2 separate regions of the Homo sapiens genome follow, and region 2 is linked to region 1. The links are chromatin loops, found by intact Hi-C in ENCODE. Cell type or tissue: A673. All regions are shown on one strand. Each heading gives the region's core, and the rest is flanking DNA. Links, peaks and the distances in the headings are about the cores only. Region 1 overlaps TRIM9 (tripartite motif containing 9). Region 2 has its middle 22 kb from the start of TRIM9.

The links. Peaks named below come from ENCODE experiments on the same cell type or tissue, not always from the same donor. Only the 100,000 strongest peaks of a DNase experiment are listed, where the experiment ranks them.
Region 2: it touches region 1 in a loop (6-fold over the local background); 1 of 110 quality-filtered maps calls a loop at or near these places.

What each region holds. Positions count from the first base shown.
Region 1 is chr14:51,065,772-51,070,171 of GRCh38, reverse strand. All of the region lies in intron 1 of TRIM9 (tripartite motif containing 9), which reads left to right. Among named protein-coding and RNA genes, the nearest start is that of TRIM9, 27 kb to the left of the region's middle. In A673, for the core only: no CTCF peak of the experiment used is centred there; no DNase peak of the experiment used is centred there; H3K27ac peaks cover 1,238 bases.
Region 2 is chr14:51,115,145-51,119,544 of GRCh38, reverse strand. No RefSeq gene overlaps it. Among named protein-coding and RNA genes, the nearest start is that of TRIM9, 22 kb to the right of the region's middle. In A673, for the core only: no CTCF peak of the experiment used is centred there; no DNase peak of the experiment used is centred there.

The DNA.
Region 1 (4,400 bases), core at 293-4,292:
GAATGCTAGACAGCATTTAAGGATTGTGTTTGGGGCCATTTAAACAGCAAATGCACCACCAAAAAGCACCAAAATGAAAAACATGACACTGAATATACCATGAAAAGTACACTTGTTTATTGAATTAGAGCTGAAACAAGGAGCATTACCCTGATCAACCTCAGCTATGAAGTTACACATTGGACAACTCATTTTTTAGCCATTCTGTGAATGACCATGAAAGTGCTGTGAGTATTGATTTGGAAATTACAAATAAATTTTAGCAAGTTTGCAAATTTGCAAATACAGAATACACAAATAATAGAGATTGACTGTATTTTTCCACCTTGAGAAAGATAAGAACAAAGATAAATGGCAGCTGAAGATTGCTCTCAGTAATTGGGCAGCAAATGGCATAGACTGGCAAACCAAGGAATATGGGGTCAGTTATAGTCCAGTGTAGCCTTGGTGCCATATGGGCACAGGGTTGGCAGATCTTCCAAGAGAAACCTGACATTTGCATCATTCTGATATGACCTCTCCTGATTTTAAGTGTTGCTTTAAATTAAAAACACCAACAATGCCATGAAACAAATCAAACACATGCCTTCACCATGCCTGGCTTGTCCCGAGGGCCTCGGATTTGCAGTTTCTCAGTGCAGCCTAGAGCAGGGTTTCTCAATCTCAGCACTGTTGACATTTGGGGATGGGCAATTCTTTGTTCTAGGGAGCCACCCTATGCATTGTAGGATGTTGAACTGTATTCCTGGCCTCTAGATACCTGTGTATCCATCCCTACACCACACCACTCACCTCTGAGTTGTGACAAAAAAAATTGCCTGTAGACATTGCCAATGTCCTCTAGGAGGAAAATCACCTCCAGATGAGAACCAGTGGTCTAGATTAACACAGATGAACCACTTAAGGGCACCTTATGACTCATCTTTCTCTGTTCCTGAGACTGCTGGAGACTGCTGCATGGGCTCTGGAAATGGAATCAATCTAAGAAAGGAAAATATCCATGCACTTGGAAGAAGGCCCAACTCTCTCAGACTGATTCCATTTCTAGAGTCCATCAGTTCTCACATTCAATTCTTCCTTTATTCTTATTAAAATCCTTACCATAGTCCCCTATGTCCTTTCACCTACACTATTGAAATAATCTCCTAACTGGCACCCCACACTCATCTCCCTCTTCTATATTCTATCAGACTAATCACTGCCAAATGATATTTCAAGACACTTTTTAAAAATCATGTTGTCAACCTCATTCCATCCCAACCCTCTTTCAAAAATGTTAATTAATGCTTCACTTAACAAATCATTGCTAAGGATCCAACAGTTTATTCAGGAGCTTATCAGAAGAGACATCATGGCAGTAGAACAGTTGCTCTAGAGTGCCAGGTGCCTGGTTTAAACCTTGGTTCTGCAACATGGGCTGGCCTCATCACACCTCCTCTTCTAATTCTACATAACTTTACATCCTTATTCTTCTCAACTCATAACCCACCCATAGTGGCAAAACAGTGTCTGGCCAAGAGCTTAGGCTCCAAGGTATGCACACTGATGTTAAAATTCCTAAGGAGTTCCTTAACCTTTCTGAGCCCCATTTTTGTCATCTGTAAAACGGGGATAAAAATAACTTCTACAAGGTTGTGGTGAGAATTAACTGATGTTTTCCACATAAAGTACTTGGCACGTTGCAGGCACACAGGCAGCTCTTAATAAATGTCATGTGATATTTATTCTTATTTTATCTTCCCCTTGTGAGATCTTACAGATCTTGTAATATGTGCTGCCTACTTGACACTTCACATATATTGATTTGGGTTTGTTTTTTGTTTTTGTTTTTGTTTTTGTTTTTGGTGCACACCAAATACATATACTATTTATTTTTCTGCTTTGAGTGTGACCTTACTGGGGGCCAGACACAGGTGTTTACTCCTTTTTCATCCCCACGGTCCTGGCATAGTGCTAAGAAGATACTTGGCAATTAGTAAATACTAGTTCAGTGGTTCTCAAGATGTGGTCTGCAGACCATCACCTGGGAACTTGTTAAAAATACAAAGTCTTAGGAGCCACTCCAGACCTATGAATCAGAAATTCTGGGTTTGGGGGTCCAGCAACCTGTGTTTTAATAAGCTCTCTAGGTGATTTTGATGCACATTAAAGTTTGAAAACTTTAATTCATGTATTCAGCAAGTGTCAATTGAATGCCTGCTATGCGTCAGTAATTTTTAGGAATTTGGCATACAACAATACACAAGACTTTCTCTGCTGTCTTGGGGCTTAATTCTGTTGGAAGAAATAGCCATAACACAAAATAAAATAAACAGTAGATTTTCAGGTAAGGGCTGGTGCTGTGAGGAAAAGTAAATGGTAGAATGTAATGGAGAGTGTTTGGAAGGAAGTAGTAAGGAGGTTGCTTTGTCTCAGGTGGTCAGGGGAAGCCTCTCTGAGAAGGAACACTGAACTGAGACCTAAATGGTGATGAGAAGGGGCAGCCCTCTGTGAAGATCTGCAGGAAGGGCCAGCCGAACAGATGAAATAGCACATGCAAAGATCCTTAGGCAGGAATGAAAGGGACAGAAAGAAGCCCAGTGGGCTACAGCAAAGTGGGAGGTAGGAGACATGGTAAGAGATAAGGTCAGAGAGATAGATGGGGGTCTAATTACGTACATCCTGGCAAAGGGTTTGAATGTTATTTTAGTTGTAGTAGGAGGCCATGGGAGTGTCTTAAGCAGGAGAATGATGTAATCTGATTTGCATTTTTAAAAGAATACTCTGGCTGTCAGGGCAAGAACCGACAGTAGAAGTTAGTAGGCTGTTGTCGTGGTCCAGGAGAGAGGTGATGGTGGCTAGGACTAAGGTTTTAGAAGTGGAGATGGTAAGAAACTCTTATATTTGGAAGATACTTACAGTACAAAAGAGAGAAATCAAGGATGACTATTAGGAGGGGGCCTCAGAAACGGGCTAAATAATGGCACTATGTATTAAGATGAAGAATACTGGGGAGGGAACTAGTTTAACATGTTGAGGGAGGAAATATTAATAGTTGTTTTTTGTCCAAGTTAAATTTGAGGTGCTCATAGACATACAGGTGAAGATGGAGAGTACAAAATCTAATGCCCTGGTCTACAGCTCAAGGAAGAAGTCAGATGTGGGTGATAAATTTAGAAGTCATCAGTCCTGTTAAATTAAACTAAATTTGGCCTGAGGACGCCTCCATACATGAGTCCTTATGTAAGGAACTGCAGACTAATTTAGTATGTAAACTAACTGAAAGCCTAATTTAAGAGTATACTTTTGTAATAAATAGCTAAGTCTCAGCCAATCACAACAGCAGAGCTTCAGTCAATCGCAGGCGACCACCTGTTCAAACTGTGTCCAAATAAGGCAAACGCCGAGCTGCAACCAGTGGAGCTATCTCTATACCTCACTTCCGTTTTCTGCACCTCATTTCCATTTTCTGTCCATAAATGCTGTCTGACCACGCAGCAGACTGGAGTGCTTTGAATGTGCTCTGACTTGGAGAGCTGTTCAATTCCAGAATCGTGACTAAAAGCCAGTTAAGATCTTTAAACTAGATTTGTAATTTTGTCTTTTAACAGTTCATATACATGATTCGAAGCCATGGGATAAGAGCATGTTGGAAAGAGTATAGAGGTTGAGCCAAGTGAGGAACCAGTAAAGACACTGAGAAGCGACAGCCAGTGACACAGGATGGAAAATCAGGAATGTGGTGTTCCAGAACCTAGTGAAGGAGTTTGAAGAAGAGCAGAATGTTCTCTGTGTCAAGGACTGCTGGGAAGTTGTATGAGACAAAGACAAAGTACTGACCTTTGGGTTTGCAAAGATGGAGATGAATGAGAACCTTTCCAAGAGTGGTTCAGTGAAGCAACGGGGATGAAAAGTCTGATGGGAATTGGTTGAAGAGAGAATGAAAGATGAAACACAGACACTGAGTTTAGTCAGGGCTTTAAAGGTGTTTTGCCATCAAGAACACAGAAATGGGGCAGTAACTGGAGGAGATATGGTGAAAAGGAAAATTGTCTCCCTCCCCCTCCCCTCCCCTCCCTCCCTCCCTCCGTCCCTCCCTCCCTCCTTCCTTCCTTCCTTCCTTCCTTCCTTCCTTCCTTCTAAAAGAGATGCTCAGGCCTGCTTGCACGCCAATGAAAATAATCAGTAAGTGATAAAGAAGTTGATGGCACAGGCCCTGTATTTGATGCTGGGACTAACGGCTCAGAAAAATCAGGAAAGATTCAAAATTCTTTACCCTTCACTTTAACAAACTCTTTGAATCATTTCAGTTGTGTAAACTCACTTATAAATGTCAAAGCACCCTCTTCAAGTGGGCCTTATGTTTTACTCTGAAGGGCATAGCAGCTTAAAGGAGCCAAGCTAATGTGAAATGATTGCTA
Region 2 (4,400 bases), core at 294-4,293, 49 kb before region 1:
TCCATCAGGATATAAGTGACAAGCTCTGCCTGAAAGAAGCCTTCCTAAACACACCCCACCTGCATCTTTGATCCTTGATGGTAAAGTTCTTTAGGGAGCTTAATGTGGCCAAGCACTGTTCTAAGTGCTCTATGTGTAGTAAAGCACTCTATCTTTACATAGCCTGTGAGGTAGCAAGTGTATCATCCCCATTTCCCAAATGAGGAAACAGAGACACAGAGCCATTAAGGAACTTGCCCATGGTCATGCTTGTAAGTGGTTGAGCCACATTTTTAAGCTAAGCAGAGAGTGCTAGGGTCCACATGACATGCAGGGTCTTGTGTTTGGACAGCAGAGATGCTGGAATCCAGTCTTGGCTCTGCCACTTCCTCATAACAAGGGCTGCATTCACTGAGTGGATGCTGTGGTCCCAGCCCTGTGCTAGGCATCTTCAATAGATTTCTCATTCAATACAACAGTGGAGAAAGTGAATACCATTATTATCCTTTAAAATGGGGAAACTGAGCCTGAGGGTAAAAAACTTACCCAAGTTTGTAAAACTAATTCAGTCTGTCTAACCCCAGAGCCCTTGCTCTTAACTACTACAGTGCCTGCTCCTGGCCTTTACTAGTTGTTTTGTGTATTTTACCTCTCTAAGCTTCAGTTTCTTCATCTGGGAAATGGGGATAATATCAGTAACTATCTCAAAAGACCATTGTGCAAGTGAAACAAAGAAAGGCATATGAAAATGATCTATGATGCTCTGTGCAAATCTTAGTTACCTATTATTTTTTCTGAATTGCTCTAGCTTTGTTCTTTAGCTCTTTCAAATATTTATCCCCAATGAAATACAAGTTTCTCAAGGGTAGAAACAATGATTTATCTGCTTTTTATTTACCTTTCATAGAATTTGGCACTTTTTGGGTGTACTTGATAAATGTTTATTAAATAAGTGTAGATATGTGAGACAGCGATGCCAGAGGTTTTGTCTCAGGAGGAAGCTTTGTTGGGCCACTTTGCAAAGGTTAATTCAGGCTTTTAGCTAATAGTTGTCCTATTTATACTGTAATAACCATGAAATGCATGCACATTATTTTCATTTAAAATATTACATAAACTAATGAAAACCAATCTCAAATCAATGTCAGAAAAAGCTCCGAGAAAAAAAAAAACAGTGTCATGGCATGATACCCCTTATTCTGAGGTGTCCTCCTCACAACACCTGTCCCAAAGGATCATGTGATTAGAACAAGGAGAGTCCACTCTGTGGGAAATATATGATGATTGTATCAAAACTCATGAAAGTGATTTTACTTTTTCTTGAGTTTTCTAACCTATTCCTAGTGTTCAAAGATAAACTCTCTAGATTGTGTTAATGAAAGGATTCTCCCTAATACTAGTTTGTTTGATGTGTGACTATTATGTATATTATCAACAGATATTCTCTACAAGACATGCTGTAAGTTCATATTCTTCCCTAAGCAAATTAATTCTTCAAAATGCTGAAGGTTTGGGCATGTGTGTGGCTCCTTACTGACTTACTGACATAAACATTTACAGGGCGGAAGAGAGAAAAGAAAAACAGAAGGAAGATCACTTTATTCTATTTTCCCCACCAAGTAGTTTGTGCAGGGGCACTGAAATTCAGACAATCACTGAAGCATGGCCATGCTTTTTAGTCTTCAAGTAACAGTGAGAGAATGGCCAATAACCGAGCCTTTTCCTGCAAACATGACAAGGTCCTAATGTGTCAGAGTCTTTGCATTTGCTCCTCCTTCTGTCTGTCTCATATTTTCCCCACACTGCCTCATATTTTCCCCACACTGCCTTCTTCTCACCTTTCAGATCCCTTTCTCAGAGAGCTCTTCATCCCTGGCTAAAGTAGTTCTTCTCACATGGTCCCATCCAGTAACCCTCTTTAAGCAACTCTGCAGCATTTATCTAGGCCTGAAGTGATCTTATTTGTTTATGTGTTTATTGTCTGCCTCTCTCAACTTGAGCATAAGCTCCTCAAGAACAGGGAACCCTATTGTGCTTGCCACATTCTGGATGCTTGGCACAGTGTAGATGCTCAGTAAGTATCTGCGGACTCAATTATGAGAAGACAAGCCTGCCAGCTCCAAGTTAGGAAGGCTATATTGAGGGCACATCTAAGGAAGTTCCCCTCCTGGGTCCTTGGTGATGCCCTGCAGTCTCACAGTGATACCAGCACTGTAGCCTTGCTTGCAGCAGCCTCAGCTCAAATCCTAATTCACATATTCAGTGCATTTTTTCCAAGAATCTATATAATGATTGCCCTGCTCTGAATCTTACTAGGCAGACAACCTTGAGCTGCTTATTTAAACCCACTGTGCCCAAGTTTCTTTATCCTTGCAATAGAGATATGTAACTCTTACCCTGGAAAGTTGTGAACATTCGCTGAAATAATGCATGTACCAGGCTTGGCCCAGTGCCTGGCACAGGGTAAGCTCACTATGAATTGCAGCTTTGAATTTATTACTGATGAAAGATCATTTATATTTGTGCCACTAGTCCCTCTCCCATGGTAGACCTCACTAATTGATTATGGCATTTTTTTTCTTTAAAAAAAAATGGCCTCACAACCTTCTCAACACTGCCCTTACCTAGACAGTCACTACCCATCAATCATTTGGAGTTGGTGTGCAAACTGAAATGTACTAGCCCTTCCTGACTCAGAAGGCACTTAACAGGCTGTCAAACAGGATTATTCACATTGAGCTGAGTGTCCAAAAGTAAATTGGTAGTTAATTTTGACTCTAGACAAGTGGCAAATTCAGCAGTATGCCCCATGGACAAACTCACTGGCGTAGGAAGAGAAAAAGTAATGGGAGAATCTGGCTCTTGATAGATGAGGGTAGAAGGAAGGCCCTGCTTTCTTCATTAGCTTTGGCTCCCAAAAGGTTATAGAAATAAGAACTCTTGGAAGGCAGGATGTGAGCAGTGCTCTGGTTTACTTTCTGATATATTCCTTTAGATGAAATACCTATGATGGAAATTGGGAGTTCACGAGGAAAAACCATCCCTGATGTTGATTGGCTTCCTGTGAATTCTTATTAAACATTCCAGATACCCACGAATGATTTCTGGATTCCAATCTATATTAATGGATGTCTATAATTTTTAATAATTTTTTAAATGGTGGAGAATCTAGCAGATTATTAGTTTCTCTTTTTTTGGTCCTATTTCACAAGTTACAATGGGATTTGTTCAGGACCTTTTCCAAGAGATGAGGAGCCTGCCAGCTTGGTTGGAGAGCAATGATGCTTTCAGAACAAAAATGAGAAGAAGCTAGAAAGATTAAATATAGAAACAAAATTAGAAAATGATGCTGTGTTTAATTTAATTGCAGAAGTTTGGTCCTACCCAAAACAGCAAATTAGGAGATGCTGTCCTTCTAGTTTCTGTCCTTGTTCCCACTTTTGGTGGCTTTTCTTCATTCCCTAAAGGACCCAGAGCCCCCAAGTTTCTCTATAAGTTTCACCATCCAAATCTTCCTGCAGGAAATTAGTTGGGGAAAAACTAATTTATACCAGAATGGAAATGTCTAGCTGACTTGATATTTCCTCTTAGTGGTAATACACAGACTTCATGGTTTAAGGACTTTTATGGGTTGAACTGTGTTCTCCCCAGATTGATATGTTGAAGCCCTAACCTTCTGTACTGCAGAATGTGACTGTATTTGGGAATAAAGTCTTTAAAGAGATAATTAAGTTTAAATGAATTCATTAGGGTGGGCCCTGATCCAAAATGAGTGGTGTCATCATAAGAAGAGTAGATCAGGACATACACAGGCACAGAAGAAAGCTCATGTGAAGACACAGGGAGAAGATGGCCATGTACAAGCCAAGGAGAGAGGCCTCAGAAAAAACCCAGCCTGCTGATACTTTGATCTTGAACTTCTAGTCTCTAGGACTGCAAGGAAATAAGTTTCTGTTGTTTAAGAACCCAGTTTTTGGTACTTTGTTATGGCAGCCTTAGCCAACTAAAACAAGTCGTTAAACTTAACATTAGAATCCCAACTCTTCCATTTAGTAACTGTGAGATCTCAGGCAGTTAACTATCTGAACTTCAGTTTCCTGAACTATAAATGGAAACAATAAAGTCTACCTCATGAGGAGGCTGTGAGGATTAAATGAGGCAATGCACGTTATTGGTTAGCACAGTGCCTGCATTGTACCTGGCACTTAGCTCTTCATAAAGTACCATCATTACTACTGCTATTACTATTATGTTAGCATTTTAACTGGATACAAATGGGTGAAATCAGTACTTCTGTACCATCACTTATTTTCACATGATAGAAACTAAAAGATATTTATTAACAAATGACTGTTATGAACAAATTCGCTGATGGCTTTTTACTCCTAAGGGGCACTTAGTTCCTATACAGGTGCTATCAA